2 separate regions of the Homo sapiens genome follow, and region 1 is linked to region 2. A link is an interaction called in ENCODE POLR2A ChIA-PET data of the cell type or tissue named here. Cell type or tissue: GM12878. All regions are shown on one strand. Links, peaks and the distances in the headings refer to the core of each region. The heading gives the core; the rest is flanking DNA.

Evidence for each region. ChIA-PET counts read pairs that join two places held together with the same protein. Peaks named below come from ENCODE experiments on the same cell type or tissue, not always from the same donor. Only the 100,000 strongest peaks of a DNase experiment are listed, where the experiment ranks them.
Region 1: POLR2A ChIA-PET joins it to region 2 with 14 read pairs; 2 of 35 experiments call an interaction of 5 or more read pairs at or near these places.

Annotation. Positions count from the first base shown.
Region 1 is chr17:72,854,855-72,870,945 of GRCh38, reverse strand. All of the region lies in intron 5 of SLC39A11 (solute carrier family 39 member 11), which reads left to right. Among named protein-coding and RNA genes, the nearest start is that of LINC00511, 220 kb to the right of the region's middle. RefSeq lists a silencer at 11,602-11,896. In GM12878, for the core only: no CTCF peak of the experiment used is centred there; a DNase peak (open chromatin) is centred at 7,005.
Region 2 is chr17:72,921,453-72,937,543 of GRCh38, reverse strand. The region is part of intron 5 of SLC39A11 (solute carrier family 39 member 11); the gene reads left to right. Among named protein-coding and RNA genes, the nearest start is that of SLC39A11, 160 kb to the left of the region's middle. In GM12878, for the core only: no CTCF peak of the experiment used is centred there; no DNase peak of the experiment used is centred there.

The DNA.
Region 1 (16,091 bases), core at 5,804-8,303, 65 kb after region 2:
AAGGATTTTAAGAGCTCTGTGTCAGGAATCAAGATGAAGACCAAAATATGTAATTCTTATTCTATCACAGTATCATACCTCTCCACCTGCAGATCTCTGACTGATGGCCCTTAACATTGCGGCAGCCAGGGAAGAGGGGATTGCCAAAGATAATTAGATGAAGGATAACATAGGCTCATTAGCAGGCAAACCTTTTCCAGTTAAAAGATAAGTAAGACTGCAAAAGGATGCTTGAGGCAAATCCGTAGCAACATTATCTTGGAGCTACTTACCAATTGGCCACAAATCTGCAGGAGAGCGTGGCCTGTAGAGGAATGGGGAGAGGGGTCTCTGCATCTGGAGAGCATCTGGGGCTGTATGAGACCAACACCAGGTCTTGGCTGCTTGCTTTGCTTTGGCAATGACCTAAGATTGAAAATGGATGAGTGGCAATTTGGGAGTCTAGCGAAGATGCTTTGCAAATGAACACATTGCCGCAGGGCACCCGTTTTCAGCAGTGAAGCCAGGAATAATTTTCTATCTCATGCTACCTAACTCCTGGAAGTTATCATGAGACCCTTGCAGGTGGATAAACACAGTCTGGAGAGGAATATTTCTCCATTTGTATTGGGACAGCATACCTAAATCTGGGATGTTCAGAGATAATCTGGGCCTCTGCTTGTTAGGGAGAGGAAGAGGACATTCCCAAGACCTTAGCATGGATTGGCATAGAAACCAGAGAGTTCCACATGCATACACCTGTCTCAGATCAGGGTTTCTCAGTGTGGTCTGCTGACCTCGCACATTAGACTCACCTTAAGCACTGATTAAAAATGGGATTCCTTCCCTGCCTTGAGCCTAGTTAAATGAATGAGGTAGTTTTTAAAAATGCAGATGTAGAAAAATCTACAGGTTATGCTAAACAAAAAAAAAAGAAGAAGAAGAAAAAAAAAGCAAGCTGCAAAACTGGATACGATCTAATTCCTTTGGGGTAGAAATGTTGAGAAGGACATATGCCCTGGTATTATAATATTTTTTTTCTAGAAGAATACATTAAAATCTGTGACCAGTTATTTGTGGGAAGAAATACTTGGGGGTAGGGGAGAGACAGTTCTGGTTTTTATTTCAGCTTTTTCTGTTCTATTTGCATTTTAAACACGAACATGTGTTACTTTCGTGCTTTCAAATGTCAGCAGGGATTATCCGGGCATGGGGATTACATGCCAGTTTCTTTTCTCTATGTGCTTTTTGTATTATGAAAATCAATTTTTAAAAATTCACTGGGCGTGGTGGCTCATGTCTGTAATCCCAGCACTTTGGGAGGCCGAGGAGGCCGAGGTGGGTGGATCACCTGAGGTCAGGAGTTTGAAACCAGCCTGGCCAACATGGTCTCTACTAAAAATACAAAAATTAGCTGGGCATGGTGGCGGGTGCCTGTAGTCCCAGCTACTTGGGAGGCTGAGACAGGAGAATTGCTTGAACCCGGGAGGCAGAGGTTGCAGTGAGCCAAGACCACACCATGGCACTCCAGCCTAGGCAACAAGAGCGAAACTCCATCTCAAAAATAAATAAAAATCCATCAATCAATAAAAATGCATTTCCCACTTATTCGTAGTACCAGATTCTCTGGGGAAGGAGACCATGCTTCCGTATTTAACATGCACAAGGTTTGAGAAGCTGACTCTGTCCCAGATGCTTCCAGATGGACACCTTGTCAAAAGCTGGGGCCTCCTCAGTCAGCAGATGTTCTCTGGGCTTCTTGTTACTTTCACTGGTGCCACTTGGGAAGGACAACATGGGGGGCTCGTTTATTTGGGGATGTCCATTTCAAAGGCTCATGCCTGAGCCTTATTCCCAGAAGAACCTCTGACTTCCTTTCAGAGATCAGCTGGAGAAAGCTCTCTCTTTTAAAGATCTCATGGGATTAGGTCAGGCCTACCTGGCTAACCTCCCTGTCTTAAAGTCAGCTGAGCTGAGTTTCGCAGCAGTGAAATTCATCCTATCCATGGGGATTATGCAAAGTGTGTACTCTAGGCAGGGAGAGAGGCAAATGTTGGGTGCCATCTTTAGAGTTCTGTCTATCCGTGGAACTCTAAAGCGAACATTTCTACATTTTTACCATTCATATAATACTTACTGAAGATTTTTTTTTTGTTTTTGAGACAGGGTTTCATTCTGTCACCCAGGTTGGAGTGCAGTGGTGGGATCATGGCTCACTGCAGCCTTGCCTTCTGGGCTCAAACTATCCTCCCACCTCAGCCTCCCAAGTAGCTGGGCCTGTGGCATGTGCCACCCCACCTGGCTAATTTTTTCTTTCTTTTTTTTTTTTTTTTTTTTTTTTTTTTTTTGTAGAGACAGGGGCTCACTATATTGCCGAGGCTGGTCTTGAACTACTGGTCTCAAGCCATCCTCCTGACTTAGCCTCTCAAAGTACCAGGATTATAGGTGTGAGCCTCTGTGCCCAGCCTTACTGAAGATTTTCCGTAGACACATTTTTGATAGATGCTATTATCCTTTTTATTTCTAGCAGTTGGCATCTATGTTCTTAAGTTAGCATGGCCTAAAACTTATTTCTTATGTTACATTCCTCTGGTTTGAATATTGTTGCTTTTATTATTTTTTCCCTCTGAATATTAAGGTTAAAGTTATACCAACCTCATCCAGATCATGCAGAGTTGGGGAGTTTTACTTATTTTTCTTTCTCTCCTCATTTTTCTATTTATTCTCTGGAATAGTTAGCATGGGATGGGGATTATTTGTTCCTCTATAACAAGACGGTCTTTACCAATGTTAAAAGTTAAATTTAGGCACATAAAAACTTTCAAGAGTTTATTTGAGCAGCGAACGATTCATGAATTGGCCAGTATTAAACCACAAGTGATCAGGGCTTTGCCCAGGGTGTGTGAGTAGGAAAACTTCTATAAGGTGTTCCAGGAAGCAAGACTAAGAAAATATCTGATTGGTTAAAGTGGAAAATCCCTAGTTAGAGGTTAGTTGGCAGTTTCTGATTGGCTAAGCTTCAATTTTGTTTTACCATTTACAGTGAGTTGGGTTTTGGTTTGCTTATGTAGGATCCCAAGGCACTAGGGTCATCTCAGCCTAATAGTGTTTCAATTAATTTTTTTAACACTATTAATACCATCTGGGTCTAGTGTGTTTGTGCATAGGTGTGTGTGCGTGTGTGTGTGTGTGTGTGTGTGTGTGTGCGCGCGCACTTCATTCAACACACCAGGGGCTGTCTTGAGGAACAGCCCTTTCTTGTGTGTGGGTATGGCCTGGCTCAAGATTTATACTCCTTCCTCGTATTTTATTTACCATGCATTTTCTTTTTCCTTTTTTAGTACTTCAGTGGATTGATTGATTTTTATTTTCCTCTTTTTATCCCCCTTACGCTTTATTAATTTGGAAGTTTTCAATTCAGTATCTTGTCTGTGTCTCCCTTTCCTTTATTTGTTTGTTTGTTTATTGAGATGGAGGCTCACGCAGTCGCCCAGGCTGGAGTACAGTGGCGCGATCTCAGCTCACCGCAACCTCCGCCTCCTGGGTTCAAGCAATTCTCCTGCCTCAGCCTCCCGAGTAGCTGGGATTACAGGTGCATGCCACCATGCTCGGCTGATTTTTGTATTTTTATTAGAGACGGGGTTTCACCATGTTGTCCAGGCTGGCCTCGAACTCCTGACCCCAAGTGAGCTGCCTGCCTTGGCCTCCTAAAGTGCTGGGATTACAGGTGTGAGCCACCACTCCTGGCTTCCTTTTACTTTCTTTAAACTTGCCTAGTTGACCTAATAACGGTGTTTAAAATTAATCTGCATCTCTCCCCTCCTCCCTACCAATCAGAGGACCTTAGAATGCTTTAATGTTACTACTTTTCCAGTATTTTAGTATCTCCCTTTGTTTGATACCTCCCAAATGAGTTGCTAGTATTGTTATTGTTTTTGTTCGTTTGTATTTTACAATCAATGGTTGCTTCCATTTTCCAACATTTTTGCTAATATCTTTGCTCACCATTGCTTCTTGTGTGAAATTGATTGCCTTTGATTTCTCTTATAATATCTCTTCACTTAGAATCTATGGGGGATTTTAGGATCTGTGAGGGGCTTTAGTTAGTTAGCTAAATAAAGTATTTAGCTCTGACTTTTGAAAGAAAAATCAAATTGCATTTAAATGTGTAGGTTAATAGAAATGTCCATTTCCTTTGGCACTTATTATTCTAATTAGTTGGCATTCATCCATCTGAAGATTTGTGCTTTGCATTGCATTCTCTGTAAGCATTATAAAAATGCACACAGCAGCAGCTTCATTTCAAGTTTTTGTCTTTCTCTCTGGTTGTGTATACATTTTTTTTCATTTGTCTTTAGTGGTTTTCAGTTTCAGTATGATGTGATTGTGTGTGTGTTTGTATGTGTGTCTATGTATTATTTATCTTAAGATTTGGTATACTACTTTAAAGTGAACACTTGTCTCGTGGAAAACAATTTTTTCAAAGACCTGGGGGTTGTGGGGGATGGTTCTGGGATGATTCACACACATTACATTTATTGTGTACTTTATTTCTATTATTGCATTGTAATAGATAATGAAATAATTATACAACTCACCTAACCTAGAATCAGTGGGAGCCCCGAGCTTGTTTTCCTGCAACTAAATGGTCCCATCTGGGGGTAATGGGAGGCAGTGACAGATCATCAGGCATTAGATTCTCATAAGGAGCATGCAACCTAGATCCCTCACATATGCAGTTCACAATATGGTTCGTGGTCCTGTGGGAATCTGATGCCACTGGTGATCTGACGGGAGGTGGAGCTTAGGTGGTAACGTGAACGATGGGGAGCGGCTGTCAATACAGATGAAGCTTCAACTGCTTGCCTGCCGCTCACCCCCTGCTGTGCAGCCTGGTTCCTAACAGGCCATGGACGGATACTGGTTCATGACCCAGGTATTGGGGACCCCTGCTTTAAACTGTTCTTGATATTGTCCATCTCTTCCTCTCTCTGATTTAGATTTATCCTCCAGCTCATTGGTTAGTCATTGAGCCAATATCCGACTATCTAATTTGTCTGTTGAGTTTTCAATAGAAATGACTGTGGATTTTATTTTGTAGTTGTTCGAGTGGGTTCGTCTGTTTTTTCTTGGTTGTATGTGGTTATTTTGGTTTTAATTTCTTCTTTTAGGTCTTGAATAAGGTTAGGCTGTTTTATATTGTTTTAAAAAAGAGCTATTACACAAAGGTTCTGCTTCTCTCTGTCGGTGGTGCCTGCTGACTCTCATGCATGGAGTGCTGATTTCTCTTAGACCTTTCAGCTTTTTAACGTCAGTCCTTCTCTGGTGGCTGCATTTTTCCTTGAGGGTCTTCAGCGTCCTGGATCATGGGAGCGTATTTTTTTTTAGAGTAGGTTTGCATTTGTTTCTGTAACATCCTTTGAGAGCCTCGTTACCCTGGAACCAGCTTTTATGTTGATGTTTATGGTGGGGTTTTTCTAGCCAATGTAGAAAGTAGAAACTCATACCCTGACCTTTGCAAGGTGTAGGCCCAAAGTTGTTTTTTTTTTTTTTTTCGAGCAGTTTTTTTCTTCAGAGACCACATAGAAACATATGAGCATCCTTTTTGTCTCTCTCTGTTGGTGCATAATTTTTTCCCCCTATTTCACCTGTCTGCATAGGGGCAGAATTCCATGAATCTTGCATTTGTAAAATTTCAGCCCCTGGTGTGTGTGTTCCAGGGCCTCCCCTTTACCTCCATGTGGACAGTAACACCCAGGCCCCTGTTCCTGGGACCCATATTCACCCCAAGGCAACCTCTGAACTGGTTTTGGTGTTTAAGGCTCCGGTTTCTAGTTTCTCATCATTAATGATTTCCTTCCTTTGTTGCAAACTTGTACCTGCATTTAAAACATTTTTTTGTTGTTGCTGTTCATCTCACCCATCATTTCTAGGTGTTTGTAGAGGGAGATTTTGGTTTATCTTTATCCTTCATCTTGCTGGAATCAGATAGATGGCTAGTCAAAATTTAAATTTGCAAAACAGCCATGCTTTCATCTTTACTCCCTAGCTGGGTCCTTCGTGTTCTGGGCTCGGCCAGGGAACAGCCTTTCTTCTGCATCATGTCCTGGAGCTTCTTGTATCTTTTTCAAGACTTATAACTTGACATTTCCACAAATTCCACAATAAGATGAAAATACAAACAAATGTTCACAATCACCCAGACTGACAGGGAGCAGCGGGTTAGGACTTCTGTTGGGCTCTTAGGCAGGGAGGGAATTTTTTAGTGGGAGGACTAATTTTATAAGTGGTGAGTTCATCAGTGAATATTTTTGGATTACGAGCATGTTTATTTTCCTGTTCCACCTTGCAGAATGGAGAAATAGTGGCTAGGATCGACCCCAAGACACGTTTTCCATGTGTATCTATGGTGTTCAGAATCGTTATGTTAGGGGACTCACGACTGCAGTAACAGGGGACCCCGGTTAACCCTTTCACAGCCCATGGCTTATTTGGTGAGGCCATTAGATGTCCACCTTTAGCTGGGCTCAGCCTGTCCTATGAAGGACAGATCTGCAGGTAAAGCCCAAATCGGTTGGTCTGCATTTCTCACAGGGTGGATCTGGCTCTAGACAAGATCAGAATTCCCCGGGTTGCTAGGAAAAAAAAAAAAAAAAAGCCGATGCTTATATTCTGTCTCTGATTTGCCTAAACCAACTATCTGGTGGATGAGGCCAGGAAATCTGCATTTTATGCATTTTGTCCATATATGCATAGGCAAGGAATATGCATTTTAAATCTCCAGGTAATTCGTAGTCATAGTGTGAGAAAAGGTGGCCCCGGTGAGGTGGTGATGGCAAAGCCAATGCAGTCTTAAGAATCCTTTGGGCAAACAATTTCTTTTGAGATGGATTGGCAGTGAACAGAGAGAACCTAGGCGTCTTGGGTTGCTTTTTGCTTGAGTATGGTGAGAGGAGAGGGTTCAGTCTCAGTGGTTTATACAGTGACTCAACTTTAGAGATGTTTTATGGGTTTTCCCCTGTTTTTCTGTTTTGGTGGCAGAGAGGGATGGTTAAAGTCATTTGGTGACGTGAATGGAAAGGGGAAAAAGGAGGCAGGAGAAAATCTAATTGAGCATTAACTTCCTTGAGCTTCGTATTAAGACATTGCCTGGATTTCAATTAAGTAAAGCACCTTCTTTCCCATCCCTGGTTGCTCGTGCGTTGCCATGGCAGCAGGCACGCTGCAATCTGTAGCCCACCCCTACCACCTGCCTCTGGCATGGGCGATTCTACAAGGCTTACTGAGCCAGGACCTGACTGTCTGCAGACTCTGGTCTGCAGTGGCAAAATAAGGGACAGATGTCAGTGAGGAGGTCAGAACTTGCCACTTGAGGTGGTTTATGGGGTAGACTCTAATATTAAACTTCAAGAAAACGTGACAGGCGGCTGTGTCTGGGTGGGATATTGGGTTCCTGCTCACATACTTTGGACTGGATTTGGGAGCCTTATGAGTAGAACCATCACAGGTTATTCCACACTCACTCTCCCAGTGTCTAGGGTCTGAGTCCCTCCTTGGGTTTCCCTTGGGTCCTCCGAGAACAGAGTTTGTCAGAGTGAGTTGCATATGCTGACACTTGCTCTTGTGTTGCTCCTGGCTTGGTAAATGGGGGAGATTATGGAATCTGTCATCCTAAAAGAGATTCCAAGAAGAGGAACATGTTCTTGGCAAAAGGTAATTTGCTTCGTTTGGGGCAAGGTGTGTAAAATGAGAGTATAATGCCCAAGTGAAGATCCCCACTAAACAGTTAGCAAGAGGTCCGGGCTCTTGGGAGCCCAGCTTAGGAGTTTATTTTTAATGGGTTTCCTTTGTGTTTTCCCCTAGATCTATCTTCCTCCTCTGAATTAAGTTACCTGGAGTAGCAGTCAGACCTGCAGACTCCCAAGCCCTGCCTGGGTCTACTGTGGAGTCCAAGAATCTGCACTTTGCTCAAGCTCCCCAAGTGCTTTTGTGGGGTTTTCTTGTCGTTTGTTTTGTGTTTTGTTTTTGCATGCTCAAGCTCAAGAACCACTGTAAAATATCGTTAACTTGGGCTGGGCTCAGTTCCAGTCTTCTACCATACAGCTACTCACAGTCTGCTCCCGCATGCACATGTGGCCTCAGCTTCCCACCTTTCTTTGTGTAATAGGAGCCACAGGGTTGAATTGAGGATAATTGCCTCTTCATCTTCCAGCCCTGTGGTCCTTTTTTTTTAACCTTAGTGGGCAGTACTCATCTGAACACTAGGACAATCTGTATTTCTCAAACCTTCATTTTTCAGCAAGACATGTCTGCCCGTAGCTGAAATGGAAAGAAAACAAAGCTCTCAGCAGCCACCTTGCTCCTTCTCAAAACCTTTGCTGAATGGCATTTGTTTTCCATTAGGAACTAAGCCATTCTTTGTGTGTCCCTGTGGTCCTTGTCTAAGTAGGAACAGGATGGGAAAGGATGCTCCCAGCCTGGCAAACGTTTCTGCTCTGCTCCATTAATTCTTAGGGTTCACCAAGCAGGGTCCATTCTTGAACATCAGGGCAGCCTCCTTTGTCCTCATATTGATTTCACTAAGTCCCATGCTGTTTGATTTCTGATTTATTTTTTTCCTCCTGTCTCAGAACCAACGTTTTTCTTGGCTCTGTTAGCTCCACGCAACCTCAGGTCAGCCTTTGTCTGTCAGCCTCCCTTCTGACCCAACACTTCCATCTCAGAAAGCAGAGGCTTCAAGAATTTAGCCTCCCTGCACTGGGAGTCTGTGTGGAACCTTAAGTCTCTTGGGCATCTTGGCATAGCACTAATTGGATTCATTAAAAGAAGACAGCCATCTTTTGAAAAGGCAATGGCCCCTGACTCAATAAAAAAATGGCAGAGAAAGAGATGTATTTCCCTTGCTAGGAGCTGCATTTGAATGGGTTGATTCATGGTTTTGGTTTTTGTTTTTTTCAGGAACCAGTTTTCCTCCTGACCATTTCCTTTATTATCATTCATTTCATATGGACAAATCCATGGACCACAGAGTGGTGCTTGTTCTTCCTGGCAATTAGCTGTCTCATGCTATTTCATTAAGTTTCAATGTCTCAAGTGAATTTCTAAAAGTCATATATATATACAATTTTTGAACAAAAATCAGCCTGAAAATAGAAATATAATGGCTTAATGAAATAGCATTGGATATATATATATATATATATATATATATATATATATATATATAATCTCCAATGTGTGTATATATATATCCTATATATATCCAATATATATATTTTATATATATATATATATATATATATATATATAATGTGTTGTATATAGATGGTGCATGTATTTACCCATGTATCTGTGTGTATATATCTTATCCATCTGTCTGTCTGTCAATCTGTCTATCAAGCATAGTCTGCTCTGGATAACCAGCCAGCCAGCATGCTTTAAGGATGCTAGCGACCTACTTTATTCCCATCTTCCTGGCTGCAACATTTTTTAGGAAGTGCAAACTTGTGTCAGTGTTAGCCTAAGTAAACGACATGAGAGGAGTGCATCCACTATTTAAAAATAAAAAACACAAAGTGACTTCATATTCCAAAGCAGTGTAGACTATCTTGAAGGGCAGCAGTCCCCTCCTTTTATTGATGGAAAATCTCTATTATCTTTAGCAGTGGGTGATCCTTTCTGAAGGTTGAAAATGTCAGCGTGAACATGGAATTTTAAAAAGTGTTGCTATTATAGCCAAGGCATGCTTTCACTCTGCTGACATGGAGAATTGGCATTTGATGGTATTTGAAAATTCTGCACCAAATCTTATCATAATCTAATTTTTTTCTCCTCCACCATGGGCCTCTTGCCCTTTTGGATTTAAGTTAAAATGGATTAGGTGTACTAGATGACATTACTCTTTCTTTTATATTTTTATAAGTGCAATACTAGTTCGTGGCAGAAACTAGAGAATGTGGTTTGTGTTGTACGTGTTATGTGCTAGATGGGTCCTATACCTACTCTCATCCACTCTCCACAACAATCCTGTAGAGTGGGTAATACTATTACCCTCGTTTGGCAAGTGCATAAACTGAGGCGCAGAGGGTATCAATGAGCATCCCCAAAGATGCATAACCAGGAAATGGTCGCCCTGATGCATGAACATGTATGGGCAGAAAAACAGCTGCTTTACAGTGAGTGAATGCAGTTGGCCCAGGTTCTCAGTCCCCCAGAATCATTGTTCCTGCTTTCTTTGCAATGACACCGATAGTCCTCCTTGTCAATACCTCAGAGAAAAAGGAAAAGAGAGAATCCTGAAGAAGTAAGAAAAGAGGAACGTGCACCAAGCCTGGTACGGGTTTTTCGCTTGTCTCCCTGAGCTGTGCCTGCTGGGAGGACTGGTTGCCTTTGTCCAGCATGCCAGCAACTTAGGTTGTCCCCACCTGTGCCCCCACCTGCCTGCACCTACCATCCTTTGATTTGATTGACAATCCCCAGGAGAGGAACTGGAGGAAATGACAGACTCATAAACTGTGCCCAACTTTTAATCTGCATGTGGGCACATACATGTGTATATTCTGTCTCGCACACATACACACACAGAATGAACATTCAGAAGAGATGAGTAAGGGGAAACTTCTGGGACTCACAGCAATTGTGGCTTTCTACCCTGGTACTCCTGGTGAGGGAAATGGTGGATCCCATGTCTGAATCACTTTTGCTGATCCTGTGAATGGGAAGATGGTGGCGAGACTAGCAAACTAGCAGGAAGCAAACATGATCTGCCAAGGGCACCCATCGTTGTGCAGGACTACTCTGTCATAGTGCTGCCTGTGGGTTTTTCTTTCCATGCTCCACTACCCACCTTCAACTCAAACCTTGGCAAAAGTTTGCCACGATCCCATTTGATTTGTGTTCTCTTTCTTTTCTTTCTTTCCTTCCTCCCCTCCCCTCCCCTCCCCTCCCCTCCCCTCTCCTCGTCTAGTCTCTTTTCTTTCTTGATGGAGTCTCACTCTGTCGCCCAGGCTGGAGTGCAGTGGTGCGATCTCTGCTCACTGCAAGCTCCACCTCCCAGGTTCATGCCATTCTCCTGCCTCAGCCTCCCAAGAAGCTGGGACTATAGGCGTGTGCCACCATGCCTGGCTAAGTTTTTGTAGCTTTAGTAGAGACAGGGTTTCACCGTGTTAGCCAGGATGGTCTCGATCTCCTGACCTTGTGATCCGCCAGCCTTGGCCCATAATAAATATTTTAGTTATCTTTCTATGAAGTTTTCTTGGTCTCCAGTGGAATCTTCTCCTGCCCTGGGCTACACGTGGCCCATGTAGCACATCCTGCATAGATTTTACATGGAGATGAATATGTGGCTGCTCTCAGGGTAGAGTGCAGTCAGCTTGCTCAACTCCATAGAACCTGGTCCCTAAATTGGGTCTGTGGAGCAGGAAGTCCTGGTCTCCCTTGTCCCTGCCTGGGTTCCCAAGCGGGATCTGCAGCTCCAAGAGGAGAAGTGCCCCTTGAGCCCCTCAGGGGCTCAAGTAGAGTTGTCAGTTCAAATACAGGTTACCTTGCTACATTTGAACTTCAAATAAACAATGAACACCTTGTTGCATAAGTAGATCCCATGCAATATGTGGGAATACTTACACTAAAACAATCTTGGTTTTATCTGAAATTTAAACATAACTGGGCATCCTGTCTTTACTTGCTAAATCTGGCAACCCTAGCAAGGAGCCTGTCCACAATAGGTGCTTTGTATTTGTGTGCACTGATTACAAAACTCCTGTGTTGTTTACAAGAATTCCCAAGCTATGAGGGAAAGAAGATTAGAGAAGCTCTTGTACATCCTCTTCTTTTGAAAAGAGTGATGCTTGTCATGCTGAATGGGGAAAAGGTGGAAGCAATTCCCTTGGAAACCAGAGCAAGACAAGGCTGCCCTCTGTCACCACTCCTATTCAACATAGTAATGGAAGTCCTGGCCTAAGCAATCAGTCAAGAGAAAGAAATACAGGGCATCCAAATAGGAAGACAGGAAATCAAACTATTCCTGTTTGCATATGGCATGATTCTATATCTAGAAAACTGTATAGTCTTGGCCTAAAAGCTTCTTTAGCTGATAAACAACTTAGGCAAAGTGTCAGAATACACAAAGTGTCAGTATACAAAATCACTGTACAAAAATCACTAGTATTTCTATATGCCAACAATAGCCAAGCTGAGAACCAAACCAGGAACGCAATACCATTCACAATTGACCCCAGAAGAATACAATACCTAGGAATACAGCTAACCAGGGAGGTGAAGGATCTCTACAAGGAGAATTACAAAACACTGCTCAAAGAAATCAGAGATGATACAAACAAATGGAAAAACATTCTATGCTTATGGAGATAGGAAGAATCGATAGTATTAAAATGCCTATACTGCCACAAAGCAATTTACAGATTCAATGCTATTCCTATCAAACTACCAATGACATTCTTCACAGACTAGAAAAAACTATTTTAAAATTCATGTGAAACCAAAAAGGAGGCCAAATAGCCAAAACAATCCTAAGCAAAAAGAACAAAGCTGAAGGCATCACATTTCCGAACTTCAAACTATACCATAGGACTACAGTAACCAAAACAGCATGGTACTGGTATAAAAACAGACACATAGACTAATGGAACAGAATAGAAAACCCATATATAAGGCTGAACATCTACAACCATCTGATCTTCGACAAAGCTGACAAAAATAAGCAATTGGGAAAGGACTTCCTATTCAATAAGTAGTGCTTAGATAACTGGCTAGCCATATATATAGAAATTAAACTGGATCCCTTCCTTACACCATATACAAAAATCAACTCAAGATGGATTCAAGACTTAAGTCTAAAACCCAAAACTATAAAAACCCTGGTAGACAACCTAGGAAATACCATTCTGGACATAGGAACAGGGAAAGATTTCATGGTAAAGATCCCAAAAGCAATTGCAACAAAAGTGAAAATTGACATATGGGATCTAATTAAACTTAAGAGCTTCTACACAGCAAAAGAAACTATCAACAGAGTAAACAGACAACCTACAGAATGGGAGAAAATTTTTGCAAACTATGCATCTGACAGATATAATATCCAGCATCTGTAAGGAGCTTAAACACATTACAGGAAAGAAACAACCCCATTAAAGAGTGAGCAGAGGACACGAACACTTTTCGAAAGAAGACATAGATGTGGCCAACAAGCATATGAAAAAAATCTCAACACCACTGATCATTAGAGAAATGCAAATCAAAACCACAATGAGATACCATCTCACACCAGTCAGAATGGCTATTATTAAAAAGTCAAAGAATAACAGATGCTGATGAGGTTGCAGAGAAAAGGAAATGTATACATTGTTGGTGGGAGTGTAAATTAGTTCAACCGTTGTTGAACTAAAGCACTGTGGCAGTTCCTCAAAGTGCTAAGAACAGAACTACTGTTCAACCCAGCAATCCCATTACTGGGTTTATACCCAAAGGAATAGAAAGCATTCCACCATAAAGACACATGCACATCAATGTTCATTGCAGCACTATTCACAATGGCAAGGACATGGAATCAACCTAAATGCCTATCAGTGACAGGTTGGATAAAGAAAATATGGTACATATATACCATGGAATACTATGCATCCATAAAAAAAATGAGATCATGTCTTTTTTGGGAACACAGATGGAGTTGGAGGCTATTATCCTTAGCAAACTAATGCAGGAACAGAAAACCAAATGCCAGTTGTTCTCACTTACAAGTGGAAGTTAAATGATGAGAACTTGTGGACACAGAGAAGGGAACAACAGACACTAGAGCCTGCTTGAGGGTGGAGGGTGGGAGGAGGGAGAGGATCAGAAAAAGTAACTATTGGGTACTAGGCTTAGTACCTAGGTGACAAAATAATTTGTACAACAAACCCCCGTGACATGAGTTTACCTGTATAACAAACCTGCACATGTAGCCCTGAACCTAAAGTGAAAGTTTTTTAAAAAAGAATGTGGTGGCTTACGCCTGTAATCCCAGCACTTTGGGAGGCCAAGGCAGGTGGATCACCTGAGGTCAGGAGTTCAAGACCAGCCTGGCCAACATGGTGAAACCCCATCTCTACTAAAAATACAAAAATTAGCCGGGTGGGGTGGTGCATGTCTGTAGTCCCAGCTACTCTGGAGGCCGAAGCAGGAGAACTGCTTGAACCTGGGAGGCGGGTGTTACAGTGAACCGAGATTGCGCCACTGCATTCCAGCCTGGGTGACAGAGCAAGAATCTATCTCAAAAAAGAAAAAAAAAAAGTTTTAATATTGAAAGAGACAATTGCCTGAGAAAATTAGCTTTCAGGATCATACTACATAGTTCCATAAGGAAAGCAGGTAATACTTTTTTTTAAAGCCCTATAATGTCTTGAGGAATCTCAAAAAGGAATTTTAAAATTTGAGGCTAAAACTCCAACTTGGCCAAGTGGATACGTCTGTCTGATGTATAATAATACCTGCTACTCCCAGCTAGGTCTCATTGACAAACCTAAGCGGATCACAGGAAAATTACCAGTGTCTGTAAATAATTAGCTAATCATATTACTGTTATTTAAAGAGGCCTCATTTGGGCAGCAGGCATCTTTCAAAAGAGGAAAGAAATATGCCTGAAATTGAAAAATGTTCCACCTCACTTGTAGTCAAAGAAATACCCATTAAGAGAAATGTCATTTGCCCCATAAATAAATATACTTATTTCAAGATGAGAAATACCAGGGCTAAGAAGCGGCATAATGAGAACTTGCAAACTCTGTTCATGGGTAAGTGACACAGCCTTCCTGGAAATTTATTAGGGAATTGTATCATGGCCCTTTGATCAACAGTTCAACTTCTGGGAACTTTGTCCAATTTCTGATTGTTTATATACATTAAAGGTTTTACAGTGATATTTATAAGAAAAAAAGTCTAGAAATAGCCAAAAGTTCCCATCATATGAGAATGTAAATAATAATTTGTGTTACCTGAAACTAGACTGATTCTTTGGGAAACAAGAAGGCAGGGACAATATAAGTTGATCCCCTTCTATTCTGCTTTTTTTTTTTTTGAGACGGATTCTCGCTTTGTCGCCCAGGCTGGAGTGCAGTGGCGCCATCTTGGCTCACTGCAAGCTCCGCCTCCCGGGTTCACGCCATTCTCCTGCCTCAGCCTCCCAAGTAGCTAGGACTACAGGTGCCCGCCACCACGCCTGGCTAATTTTTTGTATTTTTTAGTAGAGACGGGGTTTCACTGTGTTAGCCAGGATGGTCTCGATCTTCTGACCTTGTGATCTGCCCACCTCGGCCTCCCAAAGTGCTGTGATTACAGGCGTGAGCCACCGCACCCGGCCTCTATTCTGCTTTTGATTGGCCTTTGGTTTTGTTTGTGTATACATACTACTTAATGAATATATGTTGCTGGCCACTCTTCATTTTGTTTTGTAACAGGGGTTTAGAAAGAGTTTTTCCAGGGATTTGATGCTTTCTGCACTTAACAGATGACGATTTGCCATTTGTGCTAATCCAACCAAATCATCTCCAATAATACCATGGGAATGTTGTTAAAGCTCTCTTGGCTAGTGTTCTGTTAATTAGCATTGCCATATTCATCGGGGGCCTGCAATTCCATCATTGGGCCCATTAGATTTAGCCGGTTACACCATCTCAGGGACCACATACATTCTGTGTTGCTGGTGTGATTGGGCCCGTGGGCTATGAAAACGGAGGTTAACTTGGCATTTATCTAGCAAGATGTTCTCAGTCTGACGTTCTTGAATCCATAAGGACCCGACAATTATTTCAAAATGGTCTGTGTATTTTTTGCTGGATTGTAACTTTCGCCGTACTTTCAAAGGCGGTTGCTGATCCAAAATGGTTTGGGGCCATTCACTAGAGGACTTCAGAGACTTCCACTCTGCAGGGAGGAAGCCAGACCTTGAAGGGCAGGGGCTTACCTGGGCAGCAGGGTTTGCTGATGGCCCCTGGGCTTGTGCCCGCAAGACCCGTGTCTGCTTTTCTCCATCCTATGATGTTTTGTGGCCACAATCATGTCCTTTGTTTTGGGGAAGAGGAAATCAGGGAAGCGGATGCATCAGAAAAGATCACCTGGTG
Region 2 (16,091 bases), core at 7,251-9,750:
ATCATGCCTTTACTGCCTTACAGACCTTCTGAGGCCAGCTGGCCAGTGAGATTTATTATTTATTTATTTATTTTTTGTTTGTTTGTTTAGACGGACTCTCTCTCTCTGTTGCCCAGACTGAAGTGCAGTGGCGCAATCTCGGCTCACTGCAACCTCCGCCTCCCAGGTTCAAGCGATTCTCCTGCCTCAGTCTCCGGAGTAGCTGGGATTACAGGCATGCGCTACCATGCCCAGCTAATTTTTGTACTTTTTTTAGTAGATACCAGGGAGGGGGGTGGTTTCACCATGTTGGCCAGGCTGGTCTTGAACTCCTGAGCTCAGGCGATCCACCCGCCTCGGCCTCCCAAAGTGCTGGGATTACAGGCGTGAGCCAATGTATCTGACTGCCAGTGAGATTTTATTCAAGGTATGAGGATGAGCAAATATAGTAAATAACAAAGAGAGAAGGATATCAGCTGACCATGGCAAAGGCAGCCCTCAGAGCCCACTGGCGCTTGCTAACCTCTTGGGACCCTCTACCGCAAGGGTCCCCAACCCCTGGGCAGCAGACCAGTATGGGTCTGTGGCCTGTTAGGAACTGGGCTATGCAGTGGGAGGTGAGTGGTGAGCAAGTGAGCATTACTGCCTGAGCTCTGAGTCCAGCCAGATCAACAGCAGCATTAGATTCTCACAGGAGCGAGAACCCTGTTGTGAACGGCACACGTGAGGGATCTAGGTCGCGCCTTCCTTATGAGAATCTAATGTCTGATGATCGGAGGGTGGAACGGTTTCATCCTGAAACCACCCCCTACCCCCCACCTCCTATGTGTAGAAAAATTATCTTCCATAAAACCAGTCCCTGGTGCCAAAAAGGTTGGGAACTGCTGTTCTCCAGGGAGAGTCCCTGTCTGGCTCCAGGGCTAGGTTCTTACTTAGTTCCATGTCTTTAGAGGCAGAGTTTGAGGTTTGGTTTTTCTCAGGTCTTCAGATCTGCCTGCCCAGAGAGAGGTCATTTCCACCACCTTGGATAAAGAAAGTGAGGCCCGGCCAAGACTTGCCTTCCAAATTTCCATTGCCTTTCCTAGGATCTCCTGTTTGTTCCCCGGGTAATTGCCAGGGGAATTTTTTTTTTTTTTTTTTTTTTTTTTTTTTTACTTTTTTTCAGATGAGATACTGCCATAACCTGTAGTTATACCCTGTGGTCTCACCAAAACAAGGATGCCAGGATTCATTAGTTCATTAGTATAAGCCACACTGCACATTGGGATCATCTCGGAAAATGTGCAACTTGGTCTCAAAAACCCTGTGAAATACAAATTGTGACAGTCCAAGCTCCCTGGTCATTTCTTTTTTGTTTGCTTGTTTTGGAGATAGCATCTCACTCTGTCGCCCAGGCTGGAATGCAGTGACGTGATCTCGGCTCACCACAACGTCTGCCTCCTGGGTTCAAATGATTTCCGTGCCTCAGTTTCCTATGTAGCTGGGATTACAGGCGAATACCACCACACTCAGCTGATTTTTGTATTTTTCAGTAGGGACAGGGTTTCGCCATGTTGGCCAGGCTGGTCTCAAACTCCTTAGCTCAAGCGATCCCCCTGCCTTGGCCTCCCAAAGTGCTGGGATTATAGGTGTGAGCCACTGTGCCCAGCCTTCATGGCCATTTCAAGAATTGCTGAGGTGATAGCCAGGCACAGTGGCTCATGCCTGTAATCCCAGCACTTTGGGAGGCTGAGGCGGGTGGATCACGAGGTCAGGAGTTCAAGACCAGCCTGGCCAACATGGTGAAACCCCGTGTCTACGAAAATACAAAAAAAATTAGCTGGGCATGGTGGCGCGTGCCTGTAATCCCAGCTACTCAGGAGGCTGAGGCAGGAGAATTGCTTGAACCGGGACCCGGGAGGTAGAGGCAGCAGTGAGCCAAGATCGTGCCACTGCACTCCAGCCTGGGCTGCAGAGCGAGACTCTGTCTCAAAAAGAATTGCTCAGGTGATAAAGGACATGAATATTTTTAAAAATTTATTCTTTAAATTAATATATCATAAAGCTCATTCTTTTGGAGTACAGTTCCACGAGTTTTTAAGAAATGCACAGATCTGTAACCATCACCATAGGAGAGTTCCATCACCTCCCCATATTCCCTTGAGCAGCCTCTTGGCCCCTTGTAGTTAAACCCTACCCTCAACCTATCCCTGTTTCCCTTTTGTTTAACCTCTGGTGACCTCTGAGCTGTTCTCTGCCCCTATATTTTTGCCTCTTCCAGAATGTCACCTAAATGGACTCATGCAGTATGTAGCCTTTTGGATCTAACTTCTTTCTACTTGGCGTCATGCATTTCAGAGAACTTCATTATGTTGCAAGTGTCAACAGCGTGTTCCTTTTTAAGGCTGAGTAGCATTCCATCGTGTGGATACACCACAATTTGTTTACTTTCACCAGTTGAAGGACATTTGTGTTGTTTCCTGATTTTTCAGCAATTATGAATGAAACGTCTATCAATATTGGCATACAGGCTTTTGTGTAAACATATGTTTACATTTCTCCTGGCTAAATACCCGGGAGTGAGATGGCTGGGTCATGTGATAGGAAACCTCCAAACCGTTTTCTAAAGCGGATAAGCCGTTCTTCAGTCCCAGCAGAGTTCTAGTTGCTCTGCACCCTCACTAGCCCTTGGCCTCATCACTTTTTTGTTTTGTTTTGTTTTTAAAACTTGAGCCATTCTAATGAGTGTAGTAGTGGTCTCTGGTGACTTTCATTTGTATTTCCCTAATGACTAATGATGTCGAGCATCTTTTCATGTGCTCATTTGCCATCTGTACATCTTCTTTGGTGTCAAAATCTTTTGCTTGTTTTTTAATCCATTTGTTTAATTATGGTAGAGTTTTGAGAGGCTTTTTATTTTGAGATGGAGTGTGGCTCTGTTGCCCAGGCTGGAGTGCAGTGGCGCAATCTCGGCTCACAGCAACCTCCGCGTCCCAGGTTCAAGCAATTCTCCTGCCTCAGCCACCCGAGTAGCTGGGACTACAGGCACACGCCACCCTGCCTGGCTAATTTTTGTATTTCTAGTAGAGACGGGGTTTCACCATATTGGTCAGGCTGGTCTTGAACTCCTGACCTCAGGTGATCCACTTGCCTCAGCCTCCCAAAGTGCTGGAACTACAAGTGTGAGCCACTGTGCCCGGCCCCGAGAGTTCTTTTTCTGTATTCTGCATAGAGGACCTTTGTCAGATATGTGATTTGCATTTCTTTTTCTCCCAGTCCCTGGCTTGCCTTTCCCTCTTCTTAACAGTGCCTTTGGAGATCGAAAGTTTTTAATCTTGATGAACTGCCAATTTATCAGTTTTTCTTTTTTTTTGTTTTATGAATTGTGCTTTTGGTGTTACGTCTAAGAATTTTTTGCATAACTTAAGTTTGCAAAGGTTTTCTCCTATTTTTTTTTTCTAAAAGTTTTACGTTTTACATTTAAGTCTACTATCTATTTGAAGTTTCAAAAAAATATGGTGTCAGGTAGAGTTCAAGGTTGAGTTTTTTTTTTTCATATGGATGTTAAATTGTCCCAGCAGCATTTATTGAAAAGACTGTATTTTCTCCATTGAATTAACCTTTCGCTTTTGTAAAAAGTTCGTGAGCCATATTTGTTTGGTTCTGTTTTTGGACCCTTCATTCTGATTCATTGGTTTTTGTGCGTATCCTTTCTCCTTTCACATTTTAGAATCAGCTTGCCAATATCTACAAAAAATCCTAATGGCACCAGGCGTGGTGGCTCACGCCTGTAATCCCAGCACTTTGGGAGGCTGAGTCGGGTGGATCGTTTGAGGTCAGGAGTTTGAGACCAGCCTGGCCAACATGGTGAAACCCCATCTTTACTAAAAATACAAAACTTAGCTGGGTTTGGTGGTGCGCGCCTGTAATCCCAGCTACTTAGGAGGCTGAGGCTAGATAATCGCTTGAACCCGGGAGGCGGAGGTTGCAGTGAGCAGAGATTGCACCCCTGCACTCTGGCTTGGGCGACAAAGCAAGACTCCATCTCAGAAAAACAAATCCCAATGGGATTTTGACTGGGGTTGCACTGAATCCATAAACCAATTTGGAGGAAATTGACATCTTAATAAATATAGAGTTTTCCATTTTATGAACATGGTATATTCTCCAAAGTCTTTGATTTCCTTTATCAGTGTTTTGTGGTCTTCATCATACATACTCTACCGTTGGTTAGATTTATACCTCTAAGTGTTTTATGGTACTATTTTAAATTATACTGTATTTTAAATTTCTAATTGCTCATTGCTAGTATATAGAAATATAATTGACTTTGTATGTGCTAGCCCTGTATCCTCCAACCTCACTAAACTCATTTATTGGTTCTAAGAATTTTTTGGTAGATTCCTTGGAATTTTCTGTCATGTCTATGAATAGTGACAGTTTTATATCTTCCTTTCAATCTGTATGCTATTAATTTCATTTTCTTACCTGATTGTACTGGCTAAGACTTGCAGTATAATGTTGAAGGGAGGAGTAAGAGCAGACAGTCTTGCCTTATTTCTGATGTTAGGGGAAAATCATTGAGTGTTTCACATTGAGTGTGATGTTACCTGTAGGTTTTCGGTAGATGAACGGTATGCATATTTGAAAAGCCACCACTGTCCTGAAAGATGTCACAATATAGAAATGGTATAGATTTGGAGTTCAGAGAATAAGTTCTGGAGTCAGACTTACTGGGTTTGAATTCTGACTCGACTCCTTAGCGGCTGCTAGATGTTGGAGTTTTGGGAAGATAGGCTAAGCGAATACATGTAAAATGCTTAGAATGGTGCCTAGTATATTGTATGCTCTCAATGAATGTTAGTTGTTATTCTGTTTGGACAACAGTAAAAATAGCCAAAGAGCTCATGGAGCCTGGATGTAGGAATTTTTTGGCCCAGACCGTGGGGATTTTGATGCCCATATTGGAAACTTTGGAGAATGTTTTGGTTCAGGTGTGGATTCTTATTGAGTCATTGAGCACATTTGGGTCCGAACACTCTCTGAATCAGGGATATGGAGGAATCCATACCAAAAGAACAGGTTGTTTCATAGAAACAGGGAGGGGAACATCACACACCGGGGCCTGTGGGGGGTGGGGGGTAGGGGAGGGATAACATTAGGAGAAATACCTAATGTAGGTGACGGGTTGATGGGTGCAGCAAACCACCATGGCATGTGTATACCTATGTAACAAAACTGCATGTTCTGCACATGTAACCCAGAACTTAAAGTATAATAATAATAATAATAAAAGAACAGGTCATTCTTCAGGTAGAAGAGGAAAGATAAATCCCTAAAGAAACTGGATTTAAATTCTGACTCAGCTCCTTAGTGGCTGCTAGACGTTGGAGTTTTGGGAAGATAGGCTAAGTGAATACATGTAAAATGCTTAGAATGGTGCCTAGTATATTGTATGCTCTCAATGAATGTTAGTTATTCTGTCTGGACAACAGTAAAAATAGCCAAAGAGCTCATGGAGCCTGGATGTACAAATGTGAGGTTAACGAAAAATATACTATAAAATCGATGTGATAAATTATAGAGAATTGCAGTGAGAGGTGTAGAAGACGTGCATGTCTGTGGTGAGAGCAGGGCCTGGGGTTGGGGGTTGAATCACAGCATATGGTAGGAGCATGGCTCATGGTTCACTAGTCACAGTGGACTTTGTTCATCTTCCCCCTTGCCTCTACCGAGTTGTAGAGCAAGATCTTAGATCAGAGAATGAAAGCTGAAGTCGTAAGCATTTGAGTCATGCAGTGGGCTGAGCTCCCTGTCACTGAAAGGATTCAAGCAGAGTTGTGGTGACCAGTGGTCAGGGAAGTTACAGAGAGGCTTGTTGTGCAGTGTGAAAGTTTGAGTTGAGTAACTTGCTAAGACTTTCGTCATGTTCCAAGATTCCTCAACCTTGAACCAAGAATAAGGACACCTGGGGAGGGGGCCGGGCAGCTGAGCCCATGGCTCCCCAGCCTCCTCTGTCTATCTGGTGCATTTGGGAAGGGATCATGTGACACAAAATTTGGGGCAGCGGATGAACGGAGAGCGGGTTCTGGGCTGAGATCTTGGAGATGGGGAGTGGGAGCTTGGGCATAGCCTTCGAGGCACAGTCCCACAGGTGAACAGATGCAGTAGCAGGTGAGGCCATTGGCGGCTGCAGCTCTCTTGGCTGGGCTCACTCAGCTACACAGCCTACGCTTTCTGCAAGGTGTTGCCATGGTAACCTTTTCCTCTCGCTTCTGCAGTCCACCAGTACTTCTCGACTTGGTTAACAAGGCATCTCTTCCTGTTTGGTTTCATCTCGTCTTGTCTTTTTTCTTGCTCTCTCCATTTCTCTTGGTCTCTTTCACTCACTCCTTTGCAGCTCTCTCTGTACCTCTCTTTTTGGGCCTGTACTCCTCTTTGTCTTCTGTTTCAGGTGATCTGCCCCTCTTCCATCTATCCAAGGCTGGAGTGAGGTCCCCCAGCCTCTCTCTCACTTCTAAGCATCAGCAGCTCCTTGAAGAATTCTCTCAGGCTCTCTTGGACCCAGGGCTGCCACGTGCAGCCCCAGTGCAGCATTTCCTGGGTGGTTGGTACCAGGAATTGGAAGAGCTCTTCTGGGGCCCTGTCTTCTTTCTTTGTATGGAGACCCATGTGGGTAGATGCCACCCTGGGGTCCTTCCCTCTCTTTGGAAAACGAGATCTGGGTGAAGTTCTCCTCTAGGCTTGGTTTAGGTTGACTTACACAGTGGAAGCCCATTAGCCTACAGTGCTAAATAAACTCAGCCACTGGTCTGTTGCTAGGGCCCCACCATACATTCAGGATGGAAGTGACCAGTCTAGATGCTTCCGTGAGATTTATTATGGAACACAAGCCTCTCCTTGAGGCCACCCTTCTCAGTGCCTCTGTGACAATCCTTCAGCCCCTCATCCAGCCTGCTTGATTAGAGTTATTAACCACTTAGTGTCAAACTGTAGTCGCTTCTTCTGTGTGTCTCAGCCAGGGAGTAAAGAAGATTTGCCATCTTCATTTTCTTTTCCTCAGAACCTTATGTTCCAGTACTACTCAACTTGAGGATTCTTAATGGTGCTGCTCTTCCCTTTGCTGCCGTAGACCTGTCTCAGGCTGGACAAGAACAGTAGGATGAGGGTAGAGACTCTGTACTGGTATCTGACAGGATCCTATGATCTGACCAAGACTTCAGAGCCTGTCTTTGCTAGTTATGGGATTAAGCAGCCCCTGTAGCTCACCAATTTATAGGACTGGGCCAGTGGAGGAAAGCATTTGCGGGTGGAACTTTAACAACAAAGCAAGGGAACAGGAAGGGCTACAACTGGAATGTAATTGAAACAGCTCTCCCAGAACTAATGAGCTGCCCTGGCTTCTCTGCTGGCCTGCTATGAGGGAGTAATAGGGCTCCAGAAGCTTGTTTAAAATGCTGTATGCAGAGGGCTACACAAAGCAGGTTTTGATCGTATATTTCAACCTGCAGAACAGGACATTTCAACTCAGAAACTGTATTTTAAAAGTCAGGAGATTTCTAGGAAGGGGCTACAGAAGTTCTGTTTTCCATGCCTCTACTTTGGATCCCCATTTAATATCCTCGCAAAGTCAGGGACATTTCAGTGTTGCTTTCCCCTGGGTACATTGAGGCAGACAAACACATTGTCTTTCCCTGGAGGAAACTCTTCAGTACCATACATTTAACACAGCGATGTGCCCTGTTTTCTAAGCACAGTGTCTTCTTAGAACCAATTGGCAGTTCTTTTCTTTATTCTATAGAGTGCTTAACAAAAGTTAAATCCAGTTTCCAAGGGTAGCAAGACCCCCGGGGCACAACTGGAGAGGTCTGGAGGGGAAGGGAGTCGTCTGCTATGACTATCAAAGGGCCTTGATTCCTATTTTTCTCCCTTTAAGAAAAAAAATTTGCACCCTTAATCTTAAAATATGAAGTTTCAATATTTGGGAATTTTTTAATTGAATAGAATTGTTGGCTGACAATTGGGTAGCAGATCTTCCAAGGCTGCAGCGATGCCTGTGTAGACTCCGTGAAGTGGCTGCTCACTCCTTCCTTATTTGGGCTCTCACCATGATGACCCCTGGCCTGTCATCCTTAGCACATTGACCTTGACCGTTTTGTGGAAAGGAGACTACCCGAGCACCCGATAAAAACCACACACTATTGGGTTATTGGCATTTGGGGCGGGCCAGTTCTTTATGGGGTAGCCATGTCTTGTATATTGCAGCATGCTTAGCACTGCTGGTCCGCAGCCCCTAAGTGCCTGTAGTACCCCCCGTCAATGTGTGCATGGGGCAGAAATGCCCCAGACACTTCTGATGGTCGCTAGAGGGCTGTCTACAAGGGAGCAGATAGGGTAGGGCAGGATGGGTCTCTCACAAGGACACTGGACCCAAGGAGTTTGAATTCCAGCTGAGATTCTGCTGTGGAGTAGACAGCCTGGGGCCAGGCTGGGTCTGTGTAGAGGAAGGGGTACCTTTGCAGTGTGCACTGGGAGGCTCTGTGGGTTCGCTCTGCCCCTGGCCATCACCCCTGGCTACAGACTGTTGCTGGAGACCCTTTCCCCAGCAAAGCACACCAATGCGGGTTCACAGGCATTTAACATTCGACTTCCTACTGCTTCTGGGCTGGCCCAGTGCAGTGCCTGGCATGAAGCAGGTGCTCAGGGCATGTCTGTTGACTGAGTGAAATGAATGAAGCCTACCTGTGGTTTTGTCAGGGTCCAAAGATCCTTGGTGATGAAAACTCTTGCTCGGTTCCCAGAGGCACGCACTTCCCTTTGTTTGTATCACCTCTATCTAGAAGCCTTTTCAATCTTGCTCTAATGCTTGAGGTACGGCCAGGGAGGTTCAGGCTGTGAGAGTCTATTGACGTAGACTCAAAGCAGGAGAGTGAAGGAGAGAATCAACTATCAGGGCCCTGGGAACCTGGAAATTCAATTTTTTTTTCCTTCAAAGCCACAGCCTACACTTCCTGGTTGTAAGATTTCAGTCTCCACTTTTTCCCACCCACTGCTCTGTTTTCTTCCATTCAAATTCTCATGTCTTCCTTACCTTCTTAATATGACATTTTGGAATTATTTTCTCTTTTCAGAGCTTGGACTAAATGAAGAATTCCTGATGGTCCCTTTGTTTTCTTGTTTGCTGGCAGGTGGGATAGAATCAGGATTGGTACTACCAGGATTCATGGTTTTCTTTCCTCTTTCTTTGGTACAGAACTTACGTGTTCTTTTTTTCATTAGTTCATTTGTTCATTCATACTTCATGGAGCCAACTGCTCTCCTTGGCTGAATCCAATTAGTGAACTTGGTCTCTGCCTTCACTAAGCCCAGGAAGAGACAGACATGTAAAACCAACAATTACACAGTAATTACAAATAGTCATCCTGCTATTTTGGATACTTGTTTTCTTTTATAGTGTCCAGAGGGTGGTTACAGTTGTCTAGAAAAGAATCCAATCGTTAGGCCTGGGATCCTCCTCTTTGTAGGAATTTTATCTTTTTTTTTGGAGCAATCAGTGTTATTTGAGCACATCAAATTCAGCCTTATTGAGAGTGAGATGGTTTCTTCCTTTATTAACCCTTTATTAACCCATGTACTTTGGACTGTGCTATATGGCTCAGGATGATACTACAAATGTTCCCTTTTCATGAATATTTCCTGTGTGTGTGACCTTGACTGTTGAATGTGGGCTTTCCAGTGTGTGTGTGTGTAGTGTGTGTGTGTATGTGTGTGTGTGTGTATACATTTCCTTCTCAATAGAACTGATTATTTTTGCATGTAAGAGATGAAATCACCTATTGATTTCACAAACCATCTGAGCCCTGTGCTCTTTTTTCCTGAAATTCTATGGGAAAATGAAAGGTAATTATGCATTGGAAGCACACACTAATAACATGCTTGTGGGTGGGGAGGCGTGATTGCAACATGGAATTGGCATTCCTGCTGGTCCTTGTCTTTGAATTTTCGCTACTGAAATATTTGAGATACTCCAGGTAAGCCTTATAATCACCGGGAGTTTTTTGTTTTAAAGCAGCATCAGTGTTTCTGAAACTCATGGGATGGCCTTCCATTCTACTGAACATTGGCAAGGTCCTTTTTAGAATATGTGTTGAATTTCATATACCTGAAGGCACAACAACAGGCTTGGAAATGCTTCAGTGAACACTGGTTCAAATCCAGGGCTGGGACTGGGCGCAGTGACTCATGCCTGTAATCCCAGCACTTTGGGAGGCCAAGGTGCGTGGATCACTTGAGAGGAGGAATTCAAGAGCAGCCTGGCCAACATGGCGAAACCCCATTTTTTTTTTATCTCTACCAAAAATAAAAATAAAAGTTAGCTGGGCATGGTGGTGTGCGCCTGTAGTCCCACCTACTCGGGAGGCTGAGGCAGGAGAACTGCTTGCACCCAGGAGGTGGAGGTTGCTGTGAGCTAAGATCACACCACTGCACTCCAGCCTGGGCGACAGAGGGAGACTCTGTCTCAGTAAATAAATAAAACAAATCCAGGACTGGGCAACCGGACATTGTCATCTGTAAGAGGCATTTTCTTTCACAGCTCTGTGTCTGGTGCTGTTCAAATCAGGGTAGTGGTCTCTTTTATTCAGTAATTCCCGTGCAAGGTCACGTGGGGCATTTATCTGTGAACAGAAGACTTTGAGTCTGCTTCTCACCTCAGCTTGATCCCCAGGTGTCCCCCTGGGGTCAGGAGCAGAAAGGGCCACTAAGGCCTACCAGTGCCTGTGAGCTCCATTCTGAGGTGCTCGGGAATCCCTTTTTGGGGTCAAAGATAACAACTAATTAAAACGTAATAAAGCTGGTATGTGAACAAACACGGCAGAACTCATCTGGCAAACGAGATTGGGCTCCCTGGAAATGGTCAACTTGGAATGATGGCATTATTCAAAAGACTTATGGAAGTCTCTTAGAAGGCTTCTCAGGGCTGGTTTATAATCAAGTTTAAAAACAAAGGCAATCTTATGTTTTTCTGGATGGACATCATTTTAGCAACAACAGCAACATCCCCAGAAAAAATATCTTCCCCCAAAACATTCAAAGCAATTACTCCGAAGTCAGAGGAGCCTCCAGTCATTTTTCCCTGAGGGGCAAAAAGGACTTCACAAGACAAACACAATCCCTGATATTGCATTTTCAGACATTTTCTCATGTCCATTTGGCCTTTGTGGCTTTAGCTGACTTTCTTTTGGTCTCTGGAGCCAACAAGGTTAGGTGAGAGGCTACAGTAAGAATGCAGTGAGAAGAGAGATGAGAACAAACTCACTCTCTACATATTTGTCATTCAAAGCATGGCTGGTTAAAAGGAAATTATGATTTGATTTTTTAAAATTTCATTGTTAATACTTTCACTGTTAGATGGCTCACAAAGATGATGGAATTTACTCAAAAGTTGAAGAAGCATTTATATGGAACCAATTGAGCTCTATGTCTCCTTCCCAGGAAAGATGAGGATTTAAAAGCCTGAGGGCTCACATGGGACCCCAGGCATATTCCTTGCATTAGATTGTGTATTGCTAAGAGTTTAAGCATTGATTTCAGTTGTCTGGGTGGAACAGGCTGCTTAAGTCAGCTTTGCCTCACAGCAAGGAAACCTCAAATCTCAGTGGTTTGCCATCCTGAAGGTTTATTTTGCTTCCAAATAACATGCAGGCTGCAGGTTGGCTGTATCTCTGTCACATTGTTTTCTCCTTCTGGATTCCAGGCTGAAACAGCAGCCCCTGTGGCCATGTGCAATGTCATGGTGGAGGGGAAGAATTAGAGAATTGGTGGAAACTCATGACGTCCTTGAAGAATTCTGCTTGGATGTGGAGTGTTCACATCCATTCACATTCTGTTGCTTAACAAATCATATGGCAAAGTCTGACATTGTACAGGGAAGTATGCTTGGCCAATAGGCAGGTACTGCAATTCCAGGTGGGGACATAAACATCTACTAAGGGGAGGGAGACATGAATAATTGTGAATAGAGTAGGCCTTCTGCATCCGTGGTGAGGAACACACAGATATGAAGAGCTGGCTCAAGGGACTTGATCAGCAGATCTTGGTATCTGTGGGAGGGAGGAGGTATCCCTACGGATACCAAGGGATGACTGTATAATACAGTCTGCTACAGTCTTCCCTCCTGGTCATAAATAATCATCTTATATATCATTTTGTATATTTATATACGACATAAATTCATTTCTGACTCATGGAAGATACCTAAAAATTCGCATGTAATCATGGAATCAGGTGTGAATTTCAGGATCTCATGAGATTCTATCAGCAGGTCTGGATTTAGTTGCTGTTCATCTAGAGAGCTGTGAACCAAAATAAGTGACCTGGTCCACATGTCCGTCGTGGAAGAACAGGAATAGGCCAACCCCAGTGAGCACTTGTATTTCAAAAGAGAAAGAAGCGCATCCACATGGCCATCCTGAAATTCCACTGGACAGCATGAGAGGCCCACCTGCCTTGGGATAGGGAATTCTCCTCAAATGAGAAGCTCTCAAATCCATTGTTCTCTATGGCTTTTTTTTTTTTTTTTTTTTGAAATGGAGTCTCACTCTGTCACCCAGGCTGGAGTGCAGTGGCACAATCTCGGCTCACTGCAACCTCTGACTCCCAGGTTCAAGTGTTTCTCTGGCCTCAGCCTCCCGAGCAGCTGGGACTACAGGTGCACGCCACCATGCCTGGCTAATTTTTGTATTTGTAGTAGAGACGGGGTTTCACTATGTTGGCCAGGCTGGTCTCGAACTCCTGACCTCGTGATCCACCCGCCTTGGCCTCCCAAGGTGCTGGGATTACAGGTGTGAGCCACCGTGCCTGGCCTCTCTCTGACTTTTGACTTCTCCCTCTGGGAGATTTTTCCTTTTTGATCATCCTGTTCGGACACACCTGAAAAAGTATTAGAGAATATATCTTCATTGGGGACTTGGTAGCTTTCTCAGGCTACTTCCTGCTTATAGCAATTTGGGGTGCCAAAAGTTGTTTTAGGTCCCCTGTGGTCACAGTCTCTTTTAGACCAGGCTGGTGTCTCTTTTGGGGATATCATTCATGCTAAACAATGATCAATTTTTATTTCCATTTGATTTTAGTTACTCCCTGGGCCAGTAGCCACACCTACACCTCTTTTGAGGTAACTATTTACCAGACATATCTCTCCTTCTGGATTTAATTACAGGCCACTTTGAGCTTATCAGGTTTCTGTGAGACCATGTCACTAATCACTTTTCCTGTAGCAATTTTGCTCAACTAAAAGGATTTACTAGGGTTAGGGTAGGGCGAGGTGGGGGTGTCTTAATTCCTTTAGAGACTTTAACGTGCCCTTAGTTTTGTCTGTGTCCTGAGGCTAGGTCTTAATCATCTTTCCTTAAAAAAAAAAAAAAAATTTTTTTTTTTTTTTTTGAGACGGGGTCTCACTCTGTCACCCATGCTGGAGTGCAGTGGTGCCATTTGGCTCACTGCAGCCTTGATAGCCCGGGCTCAAGTGATCCTCCCACCTCAGCTTCCCTAGTACCTGGGATTACAGGCACACGCCACTGTGCCTGGGTAATTTTTAAAAATTTGTTGTAGCGACAAGTCTTCGCCATATTGTTTGGGCTGGTCTTGAACTCCTGGGCTCAAAAGATCAGCCCGCCTCAGCCTCCCAGAGTGTTGGGATTATAGGTGTGAGCCACTGCGTCTGGCCCATTTTTTTTCTTTATTTATAGGAGATGAGAAATCATTGTATCTTGCAATTGTTAAGTCCCAAATTTCCTAATTTTCTTTTTTTCCCGCCTCAATCCTATTGGAAAACCAGCTAACTCTTTTCTGAGCTCGTCTCTTTATTGTAGTACTTCGTCAAATGGACCTAATAGTAACCAAATCCCCCTAGCAATGTTCTGTTTTGCGACCTTGTCACCTAAAGCTACACATTCGTTCATTGCAACTCCTGCCTTCGAAGTGATCACAGGGGCAGTTTTACTAAATGTGTTACTGCTGGATCACGGGTCACTATTTCTCTATCCTGTAGTGACAGTTTCCATACCTTTCACTGCCCAGCTCCAAAGCTTATGCCTTGTATTTTATCTGTTATGGCATATCCCACTTCTGGTACTAATTTTTTGCATGCAATCCCACATCTCAGTGGCTCTTTGTATATATGCAGGCTGCAGGCCATGGTTCTGCTTCATATGCATTGTAATTCTGAGACTCAGGGCCAGTCCACATTGGCCATACCTGTTTATGATACTCCTTAAAACTCCTGCTTGGATGTAGTGAGCTTCACATCCACTGGGTCCTATTGGCCCATGCAACTCACATGTCCAACCCTGACCATGGGGCAGGGTGGTCCATAGCCCCACACAGTGTATGACATTGTGCAGGGATGTATAAGTCTTACAGCAAAGGGGAGGATTGAGTAATTGTAAACAGCTATTACAATCTACCACTAGGCTTGTTCAGTGTTAGATAGAAAATGACAAGAAAGAGCTGACTGATAAGATAAAATCACACCCAAATCACCATACAAAGCAAAATTGGGGAGAGTGTGGGGAGAGGGGGTTTCGTATTTTCTGTGTGTTTTTTTTTTTTTTTTTTTTTTTTTTTTTTGAGAAGGAGTCCCACTCTATCACCCAGGCTGGTGGCGCACTCTCAGCTCACTGCAACCTCCGCCTCCCGGGTTCAAGGAATTCTCGTGCCTCAGCCTCCCGAGTAGCGGGGACTACAGGTGTGCACCACCACACCTGGATAATTTTTGTGTTTTTAATAGATATGGGGTTTTGCCATGTTGGCCAGGCTGGTCTCAAACTCTTGACCTTAAGTGATCTGGCCACCTCAGCCTCCCAAAGTGCTGGGATTATAGGCATGAGCCACCATGCCTGACCAGGGTTTAGTGTTTTCTTGGGGTGATTTCTTTCTGGTTCTCTCCTGGCAGTAGTTCTACTCATTGAGCTCCTTAAAAGCTCCTTAGGGAAGTGGCAGCATATCCTGTTTGTGAAGACATCCAGTGAAATGGTTATTTTTATTCCTCGAGGCCTCTTTCTTCTCACCCTGTAGCATGTGCACACATGTGCTTATGCACACATCTCAACCCCAACCTTCCAGGACCTGCTTTCGTCAATCCTTTGATAATAGGGATGTGTTTTAACATTGACAAGGAATCATGCACCTTTTGTTCCTAAGTTCCCCTTTCAACACAGAGCACTATATGTTCTGGATCATTAACTTCCACTTAAGTAGTTTATTGAAGTGAGAGGGAGCTATAAAGTAGGTGAAAGAGCAGAGGCTCCTTAGAATAATAAATGTGAAACTGTCTTCGGGAGATTTGGAAGTTTGTTTGAAGGATTGCTCCAGACACAAGCTGGGTGCTTCTGTGATCATTTGATACCCAACTCTCATTACCTGTCTGTAGCTTGATTGTTTAGAGGTTCTTGTTCTGTACTTCGTTATAAGGTCTGCCGATGTGGGAGCCATATCTTTGCTGGGAGGTGGTGTGCTGGTGTGGAGGCTTTCAGACAGACCTAGGTTGGAACTCACCTTGGAATTCTGGCTTTGTCTTCATTTGTAATTATAATTGAATAATAACATTTTTCACACTAGGACTCAGATAACATATGTAAAGGGACTAGCAACAGAGCTTGACATATACTGTTATTTGTAGCTTCTAAGCCTCACATCGTTTTGCATTTTTAGCATCTCTGAAATTAGCATTTGCCTTACAACCAATGGCATGTCATAGCGGAACTGACATGCTGCATAAAATAACGCTGTGTCTTGGAATTGTTGGTGTCTTAGAATTTGGTGAGATATGGTAATAGGCACTTAATAAATGGATATAAGTGGAAATAAAAGGAATTAGGGCATTCTTGTGTAAGTTAGCGTTCCTCTAACATTTCGATCAGGGGCTATTTTGAGAAGCTGGTGAAAGTTATGGATCTTTATTCCAGCAATATGCATATTCCTGCAAAATTCTGCATATGATTTCAGCATTTCATAGAATGTCCTCAGGCTCTTCCTTAGGCCCAGTCTCTTGGGAGAAGGCACAGATGTCATGCATTCTTCATACTATAATTATTCTTTGCTTTTCTTTTTCTTTTTCTCCTCTCCACTCTGATCTG